2 separate regions of the Homo sapiens genome follow, and region 1 is linked to region 2. Evidence: chromatin loops called from intact Hi-C (ENCODE). Cell type or tissue: heart left ventricle. All regions are shown on one strand. Links, peaks and the distances in the headings refer to the core of each region. The heading gives the core; the rest is flanking DNA. Region 1 overlaps SSBP2 (single stranded DNA binding protein 2). Region 2 holds the start of LOC124901018 (a long non-coding RNA gene).

What was found. Hi-C counts contacts between places; a loop is a spot of excess contacts. Peaks named below come from ENCODE experiments on the same cell type or tissue, not always from the same donor. Only the 100,000 strongest peaks of a DNase experiment are listed, where the experiment ranks them.
Region 1: a loop joins it to region 2, with 8 times the contacts of the local background. A loop is called at or near these places in 82 of 110 quality-filtered maps.

Annotation. Positions count from the first base shown.
Region 1 is chr5:81,511,118-81,519,117 of GRCh38, reverse strand. SSBP2 (single stranded DNA binding protein 2) reads left to right here. Exons shown (of 17, transcript NM_001256732.3): 5 at 5,401-5,490. Among named protein-coding and RNA genes, the nearest start is that of ACOT12, 120 kb to the right of the region's middle. In heart left ventricle, for the core only: a CTCF peak has its summit at 4,923 (motif pointing left); no DNase peak of the experiment used is centred there.
Region 2 is chr5:81,849,355-81,858,067 of GRCh38, reverse strand. It overlaps LOC124901018 (a long non-coding RNA gene), which reads right to left and starts at 4,870. Exons shown (of 6, transcript XR_007058843.1): 1 at 4,811-4,870; 2 at 4,038-4,207. RefSeq lists enhancers at 936-985, 5,327-6,177 and a silencer at 6,043-6,102. In heart left ventricle, for the core only: CTCF peaks have their summits at 425, 793 (motif pointing left), 1,010 and 3,356; DNase peaks (open chromatin) are centred at 517, 5,597 and 6,087; H3K4me3 peaks cover 2,227 bases; H3K27ac peaks cover 6,859 bases.

The sequences.
Region 1 (8,000 bases), core at 1-8,000, 340 kb after region 2:
TTTTGAAAAGGTAGAATAATCCTGATGCTCAAGCTTGAAAAATATAATACATCAAAGGACATTCTAGACCCATCTCATTGAGAATAGAGATGTAAAACTCCTACATAAAATATTACCAAATATAATTCAGTAGCCTATTAAATGCATCATGCATGATGATCAAGCATGACTTATCTCAGAAATACAATGAAGATTTAAGAAAACTATCAATATGTGATTACTTATATCATGCTTCCCAAAAGAAACACTAAATAATACTACTCCAAAAATGAAAAGGCAAAAAGCATATTTTCTTATTCCTGATTTCTTTGAAAATTGTTTTTTATAGTACTAGGCAAAGGATGATTTTTTAGTATGATAAATAATATGTCCTCAACCAATAGCCAAAATATTTTACTGTGCTTTACACTAAAGTTGCCAACATAAGATACCTACTATCATTATTTTAAGTGTTTCTCATAAAGTACCTACAGATGGCTTATGTCTTAGTTCATTCTGTGCTGCTATAACAGAATATCCGAGACTGGGTAGTTTATAAAGAACATAAATTTATTTATTATAGTTCTGGAGGCAGGAAAGTCCAAGATTAAGGCACCAGCATCTGGGTCTGGTGAGGGCTTTCTTGCAGCATCCTCACATGGCAGAGGGAAAGCTACAAAAAACTCCTTCCATCAAGCAAGCCCTTTTATAAGGACGTGTAATACCATTCTCAAGGGAGGAACCCTCAAGACCTACTCACCTCCTAAAGGGCCCGCCTCTTAATACTATCACACTGGCAACACCTGAATTTTGGAGGGGACACATTCGTACCATAGCATCTTAAAAAGAGTACAGATGGCTAAATAAGGAAAATCTATAATCCCCTGCTCAGCCTCTTCCTACTCACCCTTCCCTTTAATCCCCTTTCCAGTTTCTAATAATCATAGCACTATTTTAATTTCTCTATTATTATCTTCATATACTTAAAATACTTTTCATACACATGAAATTATTTTTCCTATTTTACCAAATATAGACTGTCTTGATTCTTCACTGTATAATTAGGCAAACAGTTCTCTAGCATTCTTAGTAAATAAATTGTTATTCAGTGTGTAGAATCTTGATAAATGCTAATTGTGTTTAGTAATAAATTGCATCCTAATTTTATTTTTAAACAAATTTGTATTTAATGCCTGTTGCTTTGAAACTTTCATACAGAGTATATACAACTTTTTTTCCCTACCAGAGACCAACAGTGATAATAACTAAATTTAAAAATAAGAAGGTTTTTAACTTTTATTTCAAGTTTTTATTTAACAGGACAAAAATATAAAATAGGAGTATATTTCTCTGTTCTTGAAATTCAGAAAATATGGAATTAGAATAAAATATTTTTAAAAATCAGTCACATAATAGCATTTCAGAGAAATGGGGAAATGGGAAATGATGAAATAAATAACATAAACATATTGACTCATGCTTTCTTAGAGGGTAGAATGATATAAGTTCAAAAAGTTCCAGAGAAGATGACCACACAAACTGAACAAAATGTAAGTACATAGAACATGAAGAAAGATATCATGGTAACTCTATAAGTTCATTTTAATATTTCCTTGAGAAAACAAATAATTGTTCCATACTTTAATTGATTTGAGAACACCAAATTTAAAATATTGGATTTATAAAAAGTCAGTAAAATTATATTTGTATTTTGGGAAAATGAAAAAGAAATAAAAAAGTTGTCACTCTCCAAAAAAAAAAAAAAAAACTTGAAATTTAGGACAGATGGCTAAGTAAATGCTTCAAGAGCAGTTAGAAAATACATTATCTGGCAGTGCATGATAAAAGCATGCAAATTGATCTGTTAGAAGAAACAAAACAACTTTTAATGATAATATTGTTATATCTGCACTGAAGTCTTATATATTCAGTTTAGTTGGAGGAAATACTGTAAACCCATATTATTTGTATGTTTTTCTCTTTTAAGAGAGAGCTATAATGAAAACTCAACCCTAAATAGTCGTGGATATATTATATAATAAAGGATTTTCTATGCTACTCCAATGGGAATTCACATAAATTCAGTGAAACTAATGCTTTCTAGTAGTTCTTAACTGTAATTAAACTATTTGCTCTCCTTTTGTGATTTTTGTCACAACATCATAGAGTAATAATACATGCTTTATGGTTCAGGCCCAACAACAACTTTCTGTGGATCATGGATAAATTTGACTCATGAGTTTTGGAAGTTAGCTTGAGAGAAGTCTCAGAAATTTCAGCAACATATCCGAAGAAATGTGGTACTTCTCCCATCTAAATAAATTTCTAATTCCAAAAACTTCTTATTTACCTTACAGTTTCAAAGCTTGCATTATTTATTTGCTACTGTATATAAATTAGCAGGTTAGGCAGTTTGAGAAATATACTCTTTTACAATGCTGAGAGCACCATTTAGTGTACCTCTATAGCGTTTATTATCAGTATATGTTAATGATCAGCATAGGGTACCAAATGGTACCCTAAGCTGAGTCCGTGTAATACAGTAGAGAGGGAATAATCTTTTGCCAATAAATTGCAGCAGAGTGAATGGATAATTTAGCTAAAAAGTGTGGTCCACAAAGTGAAGTTTGGGCTGAAATGCTGTGGACTAGTGCTTTATACTGGGTGTACTGGATAATTACCAGCATTCAGCACACTTCACTTTGTGTCTTTAGGTCAAGGCTAGAAGTTACTATCACATCAGATAACTCATGCTGGATACAATGAATCATCTAGCTATAAAAATCTTTATTTTCAAGACACTTCTCTTGTTGTGCCTAAAGTATGAATATTAAGAAAGAGGAACTTCCACAAAATTATTGTGCCACTTTGAAGGAATAGGTACAAACTGTAAAAATGTGGTACATCTTGAAATGTAGGAAGGGAAATCAGTTAGTAGTCACTGTAACTGGATTCATTCATTTGTTTGATTTGTTGATTGCTTGACTATCCTATTTAAAATTACAATCCTTGCCTATTTTACTGGGAATTCTCTATTCCCCATCCTTTTTTCTTCTTAGATCATGGATAAATATATTTTGTTTGTTTTACTCATTGTCTTTCTTCCCTCAGTAGAATGCTGGCTTTATGAGGGCAAAGATTTTTTTTCCTATTACATTAACTACTATATTACAAAACTTAAAAATCCTTTACTATATGTAAGAAGAGAGAATAAATTCAGTATTCTTATTGAATTTATTAAATAAATTTAAAGCATAAGATGAAAATTCAGAAGCCATTTTAAAGGTTTAACTTGCTTAAATCTTCATCAAATGATTTATTTTGTTTTGCTTTTACGTAATAGCAAGAAAAAAAACCCAGGAAACATATATAATTAAGAACTTTGAAGAAAACCCTACCAACCTAGCATATGATATACCTTTAAACAATGTAGCCTGCTAAAAAAGAAAAAAAAAATAAGCAATTAGTCAAATATTTAACTGTGAATTTTACATGTTTCTTTACCAGCATCCTTACCTGTTGAATTTTAGTTCAGCTACAAATGAATACAAATGCCTATTCCTTTGAATAGAGAAAAAAACATATTTTATATACTTCTTAGGCAACTGGAATTGAGGGAGAAATTACATCTCTGAACTACACTAAAAAGTTTTAGTAATTCAGTAAATTCTGTTTTGTCACTTTGTACATATGCTCAGTGTTACAGTATACATTTGAAAGTACAGGTGAGTGTGATTTCCAAATTTGTCTTTTTTAATATGTCTTTTTGTTGTTATACAATTTTCTATTCTGCAGTTAATTAGAACAATAGTGATAGGCTATGTCTAGCTTTTCATACTAAGAGCAACTTCTACATGACAGTAATTTCAGCCATAAAGATATAGATCAAATCTTTCTTCCTAGATCTGGATGTAATCGTATTTATTTAAACTAAAAGAGGTTGTGTTTGATGATATTTTTTCTTCTTACTGTAACATTGTTGTATTAAAATTTTACGCAAGTTTAGTTAAAATGAAAAAAAGCAATTTGCTTCTCTTTTTTTAAAACATGAATGTTGCTATATAAAGCTCAATAGAGCAATAACTGACAAATGGTAGGTATTCCATTAATGTGCGCTAATTGAAATTGCATGGTTTTTCTTAGAATAATAGATCCATGTTTCATCTTAAAATCTAAGAAATACTATTTCTTCTTTTATATTCATATGCCTTATCAGAAATTTAAAATTTTGACATTCATAGGTAAGCAACATTTCAGATAATCACGTTTAAATCTAGACTTCCTCAGGAAATACTAAAATCATTGGCCTTAATTATTAACAACTGTCAGTACTATAAAATAAACATATTTAGTTTTTTTAAACAATTTATATACTGGGAAATGTGTGCTACAAACATACTGAGATTTTACATCTTATAATGGAATATTAATGCATGAATGAATACACTGAAATATAGGTGAAGATAGCGCAACAGATACACTAGATACAAGAGTTGCTTTGATTTCTCATCATAGCAGAACTGTTCAATTCAAACTGATCTATCTTCAGCATATTTCTGATCCCTTCTCGACTGTTTTTAGTATTTGTAATATGTCTAATCAGGTTGAGGGATGAAATCTATGATTGTAGAACAGTTGTATGTATAACTGCCCTATGTAAGTATTAAATCTATAATGTTGATTTTATTACAAAGAGTCCAACCCAAAGTTTTTCATACTCCTATTTTATGAAATACCAGGATTCCATGAAATAATTTGCAAGTGAAGTAGACTTTGAATTTTTCAATTTTTTTTTTCATAATTTGTATGAGACTATTCTCTCCAAATCTAATTTATTTCTCCTATTCAATCCCTTATTTACTTTTTTGTCCTCACCACCCTATATACTTTGGCTACCAGTTACAGTATATCAGAAAGTGAATAATATGAGTGTTGCCACCTATAGGCAGGAAATTTAATTATACTTGTTTATGACATAAAAGCATAATCTTAAAAAAAAAGGGAGAATTATTTTTGTCAACTCCTACAATCCACCCCACCATCTTCAAACTTTTTACCTATTTATTCACCTGTTTGTTTTTGATGTTGCCATTTCAGATGCCTGTGCCTTAAAATAAAGCATTTACTAAAGCTTTTATTATTTTGTCATAGTACTATTTGCATTTACTATATCATCAAAATATACCACATTATTTAAGTTCTTTGACTTCACAAAGTTTAAAGAGATTTGTTAAAACCAACTAATTTAACCAGTCATATACTAAACTGTTGTATCTCAGTTTACTTCTAGGATGGGGAAAATTACCAGTATTTGTTCCCAGGCATGAAAGAGCATCCCGTCCTGCAATCTATTATCATTAGTCTTTGGTTTTGTGCCTTCTCTGTAATGATATAGGTTTGTTTCTCCTTTATTCTTTGCAGAGTGCTGCAGCAGCTCCCAGTCCAGTGCTAGGAAACATTCCCCCAGGAGATGGCATGCCAGTAGGTCCTGTACCACCAGGGTTCTTTCAGGTACTCAGAGAAACTCTGACTAGGAATGTTAAAGCATAGGAACTCCTGTTTGATTTTATTAAAGATACGAAGGAAGATAAGGCTATTTTAATTTTTAAGGTAAATAATAATGTGTAGCCAACTCTTGATTATTCAGATGGGTTATCTATTATATCCCTTTCTTCTTATGTTTTATTTGTTATTAGATTATGTATTTATTTACTTAGTCATTTTGTTGCTCAATTAAGAAAGAAAAGGAATTGAGAAATACAAATTAGCCCATTAAATTAACTGTGGTAAATATTTTGTGGGAGAACAGACTAAATATGAGGTTCTGGAAAGAGATGGATATTAACTATACAAGCATAGACAAGATGATTAAGATTTGGCTGTAATTTCAAAATATAACTAAATTATAATTTATTAATTTATCAAGAATTACAGGCTATATCAAAATATGTTTGAGAATTATCTTTGGGGCTTTTAAGCTGGAATTTTTATTAATATTATATAACATTTTAAGATCAGATTTCAAATACATGTGAGTATTCTTAAATTTCAACAAGACCACTTATTTTAGCAATGATGATAACAATTTTACAATGACAATACAGTATTTAACTTTTTAAAATTTCACAGCATCCACTTCTTAAATCTGACAGTTTTCTAACTCAAACCAACATAAATTTCGAAATTCATTTTTAAATTAATTATAGTTAATTTTATAATACCGTTTAAGAAAATTAAGAACTTAGGAGCTAAGAACTAGAGTCGAAAGGCATTACAGGACCTAAGGTAATATGCTGTATTGTTAATGAATTACATTAGGTACTTATAAACTAATTTGTCACTTCCATTTTGTATTTTCAGAGTTCTTCATAATCATTTGTTAGCTAATTCAAATTCACACCATCATTGCAGGGTCATCAATGTACTTATAAATGTGAAAATAAAGAAATAAAATTATAAATAATTTTCCAAACCGTATCAGTTGAATAAAAGGTCTTAATTAAAGCAGAGATCCAACTCTAGTCCTTTAGGACATGCTTATTTGTTCAGCTACTCTGTATTAATACCCAAGTAGTCTAGAAAAGTCTTCTTAGAGTCACATTCTGTCGTGGGGGCCCTATCTTATAATCTAGGAATAGACTGTAACTCTTGATTATTAATTAAACCACCAGCATTTAAGATATTGAAAATAAAAGCTTACACTTAACAACTGCTAACTACATGCCATGCTTCATTCTAAATGCTTTACATATATAAACTCTAATCCTCACAATATCCCTAGATGTAAAATATGTATTATTATCATTCCCACTGTACAGATAGAGAAACCAAGGCATTGGTAGCTAAGTGATTTGCACAAAGTCAGAAAGTTACAGGGCTTGAATTCAAATCAAAGTAGTCTGGACTTCTGCCACTGAATTTATCTTTTAAGCCTCGTAGTTGATTGTTATTCATGAAATATTTCCAGTTCATTTTATTTTTTCCTCATTCCCTTCTTTCTCTTACCAAAGATGGGTAGGAGTTAACAGAGTAAATCAGAAAAATATATATTTGAGAGTTACTGAAAGTCTCTAAGAGGCACTTTTAAAAGAGGGAGCAGTTTGGGGAGGAAGCCAGATTCTTTCATTCTAGGGTTAAGCCAAGATGTATAAATCCATACATTTTTCATTTCCACATTTTGTAGAATGAACTGTTCTCCGTTTGCCTATCTTTTATCTCAAAGTCTCGGTAAGAGTAATTGAAACCGTTAGCTTTTAGTTTTTCCAATGTGATAAATATTTGAGTACTACTATATGCCAGGCACTGTAGTAGGCATCTAAAAACTAGCAGGTGTAGTGTGTACCTTCCTGAAGCTTATTGTATAGCCCGTGAGGCATTATTAAAAATAAATAACTATAATACAGTGAAATATGTGTTGTAACAGAGTAAAGTTTAAAGTTCTGTGATGACCTGGATGAGAGAGCCATTAAATCTGCCTGAGTTGGAGATAAGAGTAGATTGGAAAACATTGTCCACCAAAATAAGCAGAGGAATTACATTTCAGAAAGTCAGAATAGTATAAACAAAAGCGTGACTGCATCAAAATGATCTGTGCAGAGGTGTTCAGAGTAATACATACAGAAGGTAGTGGGGAGGGTAGGCAGGAGTTCCAAGACATAAAATTGAAAAGATATGCTATAGCATGGCACATGTTAAGAACCTGAGTATTCAGTAGGAGCCATCAGAGATCTTTAGGAAGGGCAATGACCTGAATTCATACTAAACGGTGGATTCAGGCTCTGGTAGGCACCTGTGAGAGAGTTGTATACAAAATCCCTGCCCTCGAGAAGCCCTACAATGTGATGAATGAGAGAAGAGGCCATTACAGCATAGAAAGAAAATGGCTGTAGTGTGCTCTTAGAGCAAATCAGAAGGCCACCAAACCGAATCTTGGGAGGTGCATAGTTAGGAAAGTATTGTCAAAATAGTAAATGAAATCCAATTTCGCATTTAAGGATGAGTTATGACTTAGGCAAAGGAAG
Region 2 (8,713 bases), core at 281-8,280:
TCTTGTTCTTTCTCTTACTCTCTTAAGATACTTTTTGAGATAAATCCCTGGGCAAGGAAGTGCTAACATTTTACAGAAATTATGAAGCATCAAGACTCACAGGAAAAACCCTGTTCTTATCCCAGCACTCACTTTGAGAGGGCACTCCAGAGCCCAGGCAAAGCTAGCCTGGAAAATACTGAATTGATGACTTTGCCACGCCAAGGTTTCTCCCCGGTGGGGTATGTGCCAGGCGTCTCCTCTGTGCCTCCCTGTGCTGGGTCCTCGCGTGCTGCATACTCCCTGGACTCGGTCCCACCTCCACCAGCCTCCTAGGCAGGAGGAAATGCAGAATCTGCTCTACCCCAGGTTGCCGCTGACAACTGAAAACTGAGTCCAGGGAGACAGCGTCCTGGGCAGCCTGTTTTTGCTTTTTCCCAATCTGTTCAATTCAGTTTCCTGCCGACAGGAGCGTTCTCTTTTGCCAGCTTTAAATCACTGAGTGCCCTGGGCATAGGCCCGGCCTCTGGAGCTGTGCCCAGTGCTTGGCCCACTGCTTGGCTCACTGCCCAGGAGTTGTCAAGTGTCTGGACAGGGTATCTGTCCCTTCAGCTGCCTGTCCTCCAATCTTCTCCTTGGAACAGTGAGATGGGACACATCCATCCCTGTCATTTTTCCAAGCCTACCCAAAAGCTTCTTCATGCCCTTGTTATGGGAATGGCGCAGTATGGTTACAAGCATGGGCTAAATGGGGAGGGTTCTGGGACTTTTAAAGGCATTTAGGGATTCCTTCTGAGCCCTCCAGTGGTCATAAAATACTTTAAAGGGCTTCTGGGCCCTGGGCTGTGGGTTCTCCAGGAACCACAACCTGAAAGCAGCCTCTGCTTACAGGCCTCTTCTAGAACTTCTTCATCCTTAAGATCCTTTGACTAAAAATAGTTTTTTGGGGGTGGGGGCGGAAATAAACCTGGCTAATTTTATCTTTAAAGAGCTTTTAAGTGAGGCTGAACCTGTTAATCTGTGCTCTGCCAGAGGAGGCCTGATGGGGGCACACTACAGGATACAGACTAGAGGAGAAGAATCAGGCGTGTGGCATAAAGAAGGAACCACCAGCTAGGAGGAAGGATGGCAAGGCTGGAGAATCCTGGCAGGTCAGATTTCCCACACCAGGCTCCTAAACACAGAGATTTCCATCATATGTAAATCTCCAAAGTAGGATGCATTCAGAAAATTGTAGGAAAGTAAACATATTATTTTTCCACTAGGTAAGTGGCCATCGCACATGTTACATATCTGGAAATTTAAGTTAGAGCAGCTTGATCCTTTTCATATCTAATTCTTAGTAGTAGTTCCAAGCCAGGTTGGTATTGCTTATTAACAAAACCGAGGCTTCTTCCCGCACCCCCCACCGCCCACCATAAAAAGGCAGTTATCCCTATAACATAAATCTATATATTAAAAATTTTTGCTATGTTTCCAAAATCATAAGCAAGAGAACCAGGTTCTTTTCCTAATTCAAGATTCTTTATTTCCATATAAACAGAAAGAAATGTCTGATTAGGTTTTTAGAAAACAAGTTTAGCTTGCAGAATAAGCCATTAGAAAAAATCTCAATTTTACCTTTATATACAGCACATTTGGAAAGAAAAACAATTGTGGACCAAAGAAATCATGACATGCTAAAATGTAATTGCCGTGATGACTCTGATTACAGCCACAGTCAAAAGATATTCTAAACTTTTAAACCCACAGTTTAGTTAACTTTTTTTCATGTCTCCTCATTATAATAACAAGTCATAGAATAAATGGTCATTTAGAGCATTATTTATCTAATTCCCACATTTGCAATGAGCTGGAGATACTTTCCACATTCCACTTTTAAAAATTCACTAAAAATTCTTTGGGTCGCAGGAGTAAAATTAAACATCCTGCCATGGATAATGGTAAGTGAAATTGCAATCTGTGGTCCTGGGTGTAAAGATTAGCTTCACTCCAAAGCATTCCCAAATAGAATAACTTCAAATGCTAAACTTTTCTTTAATATTCCTTATGGACAAAGAGATTCTATAACAACTTGAGGAAAAAAACCTATTCTATGTTGTGTGAAAACGTTAAAGATATTTTTATCTATAAAACTACAATTATTATCAAGGGTTTACTAACCCATTTAGGATTTTAGAATCTTTCCTGTCTCATTTCAGCATACGGTACTTTTTGGCTAAATACATAAACTCATTATAATTTCAACACAGAATTTTTTACAGCAGCAGCAGTAGCACTCCCAAACATGTAAAAACATGTTACAGGTTATAAAACAGCAACAGATTTCAAGTGCAGTCAAAGTAATCTCAGATTAAAACTGGCAGCAAGTCCTAATAAGCACATTCACCCAAAAAATAGCATTAGAGATTGGACTGGTTATTAAAAACAAAGAAGGAAAATAGAAATAGGACATGAATGTAGCATAATACAAATACACACACACACACACAAACACAGCGAGACAGAGAGAGAGAATATAGTATGCATAGGTATTAAAATACATATATATTTTAGCAGACAGAAAATCCCAAACAGCCCTATAGGAAGCAGGTATCTCTCTCTCACAGAACTGCTTTCATTTTGACCCAAATTTGCTGGCTTACTTGAAATGATTTTACCTTTCTCATTACAAATTCATTTAAAGTAAAACTGTAGAATCTTGAAATTTAGAGCATCAAAAATTATTTATCTTAAGGGAATGAATTCTGCCATTATTTAATTTCATATACTATTTCTTTTCTTTTGTCATTTTTTGGTGTTAAATTTTGCAAATTTAGTCTAATGCCAACCAGTGATCTGCCTGGGAAACTTGCCTTAGCAGGCAGATGTCCAGATCAAAAAATAGCCTAGCCTATCTTTATGGAAGAAATATACACAAACATTCACACATCATACAAAACAAGGTTGAAATGGGTGGGGCCACTTGATTGACGTCCATTTGTCACTTTCATTGGAAAATTTCATGGGCAGCTTCCAATATGCTTAGACAAATTTAGATGAATGAAAGCGCTGACTAATGATGCTATTATCTATATACCAAATATAGAAGAAGGCCTGAAAACTCTGAGTTGCTCATGTGAACTACTAAAACGAGGGGGGAGGAGAACTTAGAAAAATGAGAAAGATATATGTTAAGACAGCAAATTAATGAAAAGAAATAGCATTCAGATATGTAAAATGATAAAAGATCTTAGTGTATTCAACAGGGCCAAGTCTTTAAGAATTGCAAAAAATGCATTATCTACCATCTTTTTAGCAATAAAATTATTTTAACCATCAATAACTAAGGGTTGTTATTTTAGGAGAATGAAGTCAATACATTTGTTTCCCTGAGGCAGGCAGGGGCAGTATTGTGCTATTCCTGAACTTCATTAATATTCATTAATTTTTAAAGCAGTTTGGTTAGCTTTGGCTATTATCTATGCAGATATTTTGCCTTTAAATAAAAATAATGACAAGAACTTCATTATTTAAAAATGTAATTAGCATGAAATTCAAAACCTATGTTTTCATTAGTGGACACTATTCACTGGAAAGTATATATTTTTCAGAAAGATCTGTTTTAATTGAATTTCTAGGATAAAATTCTAAAAGTCATGCTGACTAATATAACCTAAATGTAACTGAAATTAAACTGAAAATACTTTACAAATTTTTCAAATCAATCTCCACTTTAAAGAACACCATAGTTGACCCAATTAGTTCTGCAAATGAATTCAGTTGTTTGACATTCTTCAGCATTTCACAGTAGACTATTTTCACCCATCCAGCGCCTTAGATCTCTAAAGACCCCAATGCACATTTAGTGATATTTACCTTATGAAGTAACTAAATCCAGATGAGCATAGAGCTCACATCACTGTAAAAAGAAATTGTTTCCTCGTGCTTCCCACTCCCATTCCGGAACTAGAAACTGAAAACTCTGAAAATTATCCTTGTGCAAGTAGGGAATTTCAGACAGAAATGCAAAATAGTTTTATTTGTAAATAAGCCCAACCATAGGAAGCATACAATACCTTGTTCTGCGAAAGGCCTCCAGTCTTTGTAAATCAGGCTTTTTACACTATGACAGATGAACAACCAGGGCAAATAATTCATGCACATGGAGTTGGAAATGGAATTCTCCACATGTCCTTCATTCACCTGTCCACACTGAGGTCCAATATGTTGAGTAGTACTTTGTGGACTATAAGAAAATAAGTAAATAGAAATACCACCCGAAGAACAGGAGTCTGAATAAATAATTAAGGGAAATTTTTGAGGCATGGCCAAGGGGAAAATTTTACCGTAGTGAATAGCCAAACTTTTCAAAAAACACATTTCTCTCTGCCCTGCCACCATCCCCCCACCGTGTGTGTGTGTGTGTGTGTGTGTGTGTGTGTGTGTGTATGTGTGGGCGCGCGCGCATTTAAGGACTGCCTGCTCTATAACTGTATTTTAATGCATTTGATTTCTGTTTGTCCAAAGTACCTTCCAGTTTCAAGAAACGCCCCGGTTATATTTTCTTCAGATTTTGTTTTTTTGTTTAAGGTAAGCTGGCCCCTTAAGACTGATACAATTTTCCAGTTTAGGGCAGTTTGAAAAAGAGGAGAAAGCATCTTGCTTCTTGCTATTGAAGATACATGACTGTAGACCTAATTTTCCTAAAAACATACTCACTAACAGATGACCAACAAGAAGAGAAAATTCAGCTCTTCGCTTCCTAAATGGATGAAACCTGCCTCCCCACTCCCACAATATCATAGTGGGATAATGAGTAATATTAATCTCTTCAGAGATATTTACTCACTCCGACTTATTTTTGAAGAGTAGAGAAGAATGTGGCTGCACCCACAGGTGGACAGATACTGAACTCTCTCAGCCGCCCCATCTGCCTGGACACCACGTGGGGTATTACCGCAACCCCCTTTCTGTTCTCCCCTGTTTGAGTGCAGTACTAGTGGCTTTCCGAAGCAGATACAAAGTTATTATCAGTGTCTGAAGTTCCAGCCCCTCCACAAAAGCCTGTGGCCCCCAAGTAGCACCCCTTCATGAATGCCTGTGTCTCAACTCTGCAAGGCCGACCTTGTCCTCTCCATCATCTGAGCAGGATTGACCCTGTCCGGGTAAAACTATGGAATGGAAAGTGTTAATCAGAGTCCCCAGGCGCTGGTGGAGCACCTGGAGCGTCTCAGCAGGGGAGCAACTGGAAACCACAAACATCAAACTGTGTTGCTGCAACTTGAACTAAACGCCGAGACCTGGCTGAGGAAGTCAGTTAAGTTTAGACCAAATGGTCTTAATCAAGGATACCAGAAGAGACCTCTCAAAGACAGAAATGATGGTGCATCCCTGCCCTCCAATCCTATGGAATTTTTTTTAATGTTGCAATTTAAGTCTCAGAATACATTTTATGACCCCAATGCCCTTTATTCCGAAAGATGCCGTGAGATGTCTGCAGAAATGTCCTGCAGGAGTGTGGAGAGCACAGTGGGCGTCCCGGCCCTCCCAGCTTTGCCTCGCCATCACTTCCATATAACCTTTGTTGCGGGGTCGGGGGACCCAAAGCCACCTTCGCCCCTGTCCGTACATCCTCCAAACAAGCAGCAGCCAAGAGGCTGCAGGACCCACTCGCCGGCCCCCAGCCCCAGCCGCCTTCCCGCCCCCAGCTCTAGCTGCCCGCCTGCCGCCTCCGCTGCCCCTTCCTCACTCCCCACCCGGGGGGCCGTCTCCCTTATCTCCATCCGCCCACCCCCCCGCCCACCCCACAGGCACTCTCAGACCCCACCAGCACATTCCTAACAGCTCCAGCTTTCCAGGAAAGCAAAAAAAAAAAAAAAAAAAAAAAAAAAAAAGACCACAACATCACGGGCAGGTTTATTTGGGTTTGTTTGTTTGCTTGTTGGCTCGATTAAATACTCGTGGAAGGTGAACGTACCCCACACAGGAGAAGTTTGATGTTGACAAACTTCTGGTGGCAGCGAGACTGTGTCAGCACAACTTCCGGGATAATGAGAGCTGCTTTGCAGGGAGCGCGGCAGCCGCGGCGGGAGGCGGCCGCAGGACGGAACAGCAAATGCTATTCAGCCCGAGCAGTTTCAAGCCGCCCGAGCTGGGGAATTACTGTAGTCGAGCTACGGCTCCTACCACCGGCGCTGGATCTGGGCGCGCGTTAGGGGGGGAAGCTGCAGGCACAGGGCGCCGAGAGGGGAGCTTTCAAGTTACTTTGCTCCATCCCTGCACCCGGCAGAGGCTTGCAGGCTGCGTGGTAACTGCAAACATCTTGTTCCCTGCTTCTTTGGGCGGTCGCCCTGGAACCAACCAACTTTTCTCTCCCCCAAAACTCCCTCTTTGTTTCAAATAGGACTCTCCAAAATTTATTCTTGGGAAGACTGACAGCCGGGGTCAAGAAACAGCTGTTGAAGTTAATGTTTCTTCCTCCCACTTCGTCTGATGGTTGTGCCCTGCCAAGACAAAGTGAGAGGCACTGCCTGGTGGCTTCTTTAAACAGACATGCATTTAGCCAAAAAGGGTTGGGGTGGGGGTATATTTTCCTGCTTAACATACAATCTGATCAGAAATGCAACAGCATGTGCCTTTCAACTTGTGCTGATTACTTGCTGAAAAGATGCTGTAGCTTTTAGTTTTGAACACTTTGAGCATTGGGGGCGGGGATGGCGGGAGACTTAGTGGTTGACACTTTCCATGTTTTGGTAAAGGGGCTAAAATTTTAAACCTTCCTCCCTCTGATCCACCTCTGGCCCTCTAAGAAAGATAGAATGGCCTGGGGGAGGGAGAAAAGAGTTGCATTCCTTTGCAAGGTTTAAGTCACATTTCAAAATTCAAATCATTATGCAGAACAAGGGCTTGCCTAGAGCTAGGCAAACTGTTTTTATTTGGAGATGACCTAGGCCAAACCTTGGAGAGTGCTGGAGCTCCTGGTGGCTTTCTCCACACTAGGCCTGTGTCGTCTCTCCTTTCCCAATCCAACTCCTTTTCCCTTACTCAGAGGGCATATTCTAGGGGGAAGCTGCCCTGTTCTTTGTGCTGCCTTCTCCAGGTGAAGGCTGATGTTAACACTGCTCTTCCTCCCCTTAGCGTTTTAGAGCCCCTGTGAACTGCTGAGAGGCCCCTTGGGATTGTCCTCCAGAGTTTCCCTCTCCTAACTGAGCATCTCCCAGGCATCTAGCCCTCTGTCGTGGGGGTGGGTGGACGGGAACTCTATTCCTTCCACATCAGAGAGCTTAACCACTCTTCCAACCCACCCATTCTCCTTTGGGAGTGCCGGGCTCATTTGGCCTCTCTCAGATGAAATCATATGAAGACATAAAAGGCCTTCCCTCTCCACCACCAGGTTATCCTGTCACCACATCGCAATGCAGTGCCATCACAAAGTGATATTGCATCAGGCCCAAGGATATTTTAGGAAGCTCTCAAGCTGGGTCCAACAAGCCTTCCATGCAGGCATCAGGACCACACTGCCAAATTCAAGGCTGCAGAGCTGCTGGGCAGGTGTCAGTGATGTCCTCTCTAGTCTCAGCTATTCTCTTCTCTATTCTCTACTCCACCTCCCCCACCTGCATGCCTTCCACCAGGCAGGTCCACTTTCAGACTCCCCCAATACTCTCTTTGCCCAGCTCCCAGAGGCCACTACTTTTGCTTTTCCTCCTGTTTTCTTTGCAAAGTGTTCCAGCACACCTTCTGATGTATTTCCTGTTTTTCTGCCTATCATGGTCACTCACTGAAACCTTAATTAATATTTGCTCATATTAACTGTAAATCAACTAAATTACACTTGGAGCTGCAATGGCTGCAGCACACACAGTCTCCAATTTGGGTGTCTGCATGCCACAGGCCTCCCCAACTTGTTGGACTTGGGTGAACTTTTCTCATTCCCTCAGACTCTGGATCTCCCAGCTTGGTTGGCACAAGGGCAGCGGCCAAGAATCCAGGCACCACCCTCAGCAAGTGCCCCTTCTCTGAGTCCTGCTAATGCAATCCAGCAGCCAATTGACTTAAATTCCTTCCGCTTTATTGTTCTCCATCCTCAGAGAGGCCAATCTCAGCATCTAGCGGGGCTGTGAGGCAGACCTCCTCTGATCCTGGAGTTGTAATCCCCCACTGCTGGCTCCTGCAGTTTTATTACAGCCTCCTTTTTTTCTAAGATTGACAGATATAAACCTCCAGTGTGGAGGCCTGCAACAGCACCCTTAAAGGCTTCTTTGTGTAGAAATGTAACCTTAGGGCAAAGTCGGCCCAGCTCCAGGAAGGGCACATTATCCTGCTACAGGGAAGTACTGTGCTGAGACAGACCTGGAGATTTCTTCTAATGGCTGGGGACCTGGGAACCTCCCAGGGACAATACCTTCTTCCTCTAAGTAGAATATAGGCTTGTCTAATTTTACTGGGAGTGGGAATGGGGGTGGGGGACATTGAAGGGAAGGGGATGCTGGAAGAGACCTGTAATGACTGTTCAGGGAACTCCACATGCAATTGGAAGAAACAGATATCCTTTTTTTCAGGGAGCGGGTCTCTAAATGCAACCACTTATGAAGCCCCCATGAGTGGAAGCACTGTCCGAGTCAGAGGGAGTTAGCACCATTTGCTTCTCTTGGAGCTGATGCTACGGTTTCCATTCCCAAGCAGAATGGCTTTGGATCATTTAGAGGATCTGATCTCTTTAGGCAGGTGTTGGGTTAGACACATTATTCCA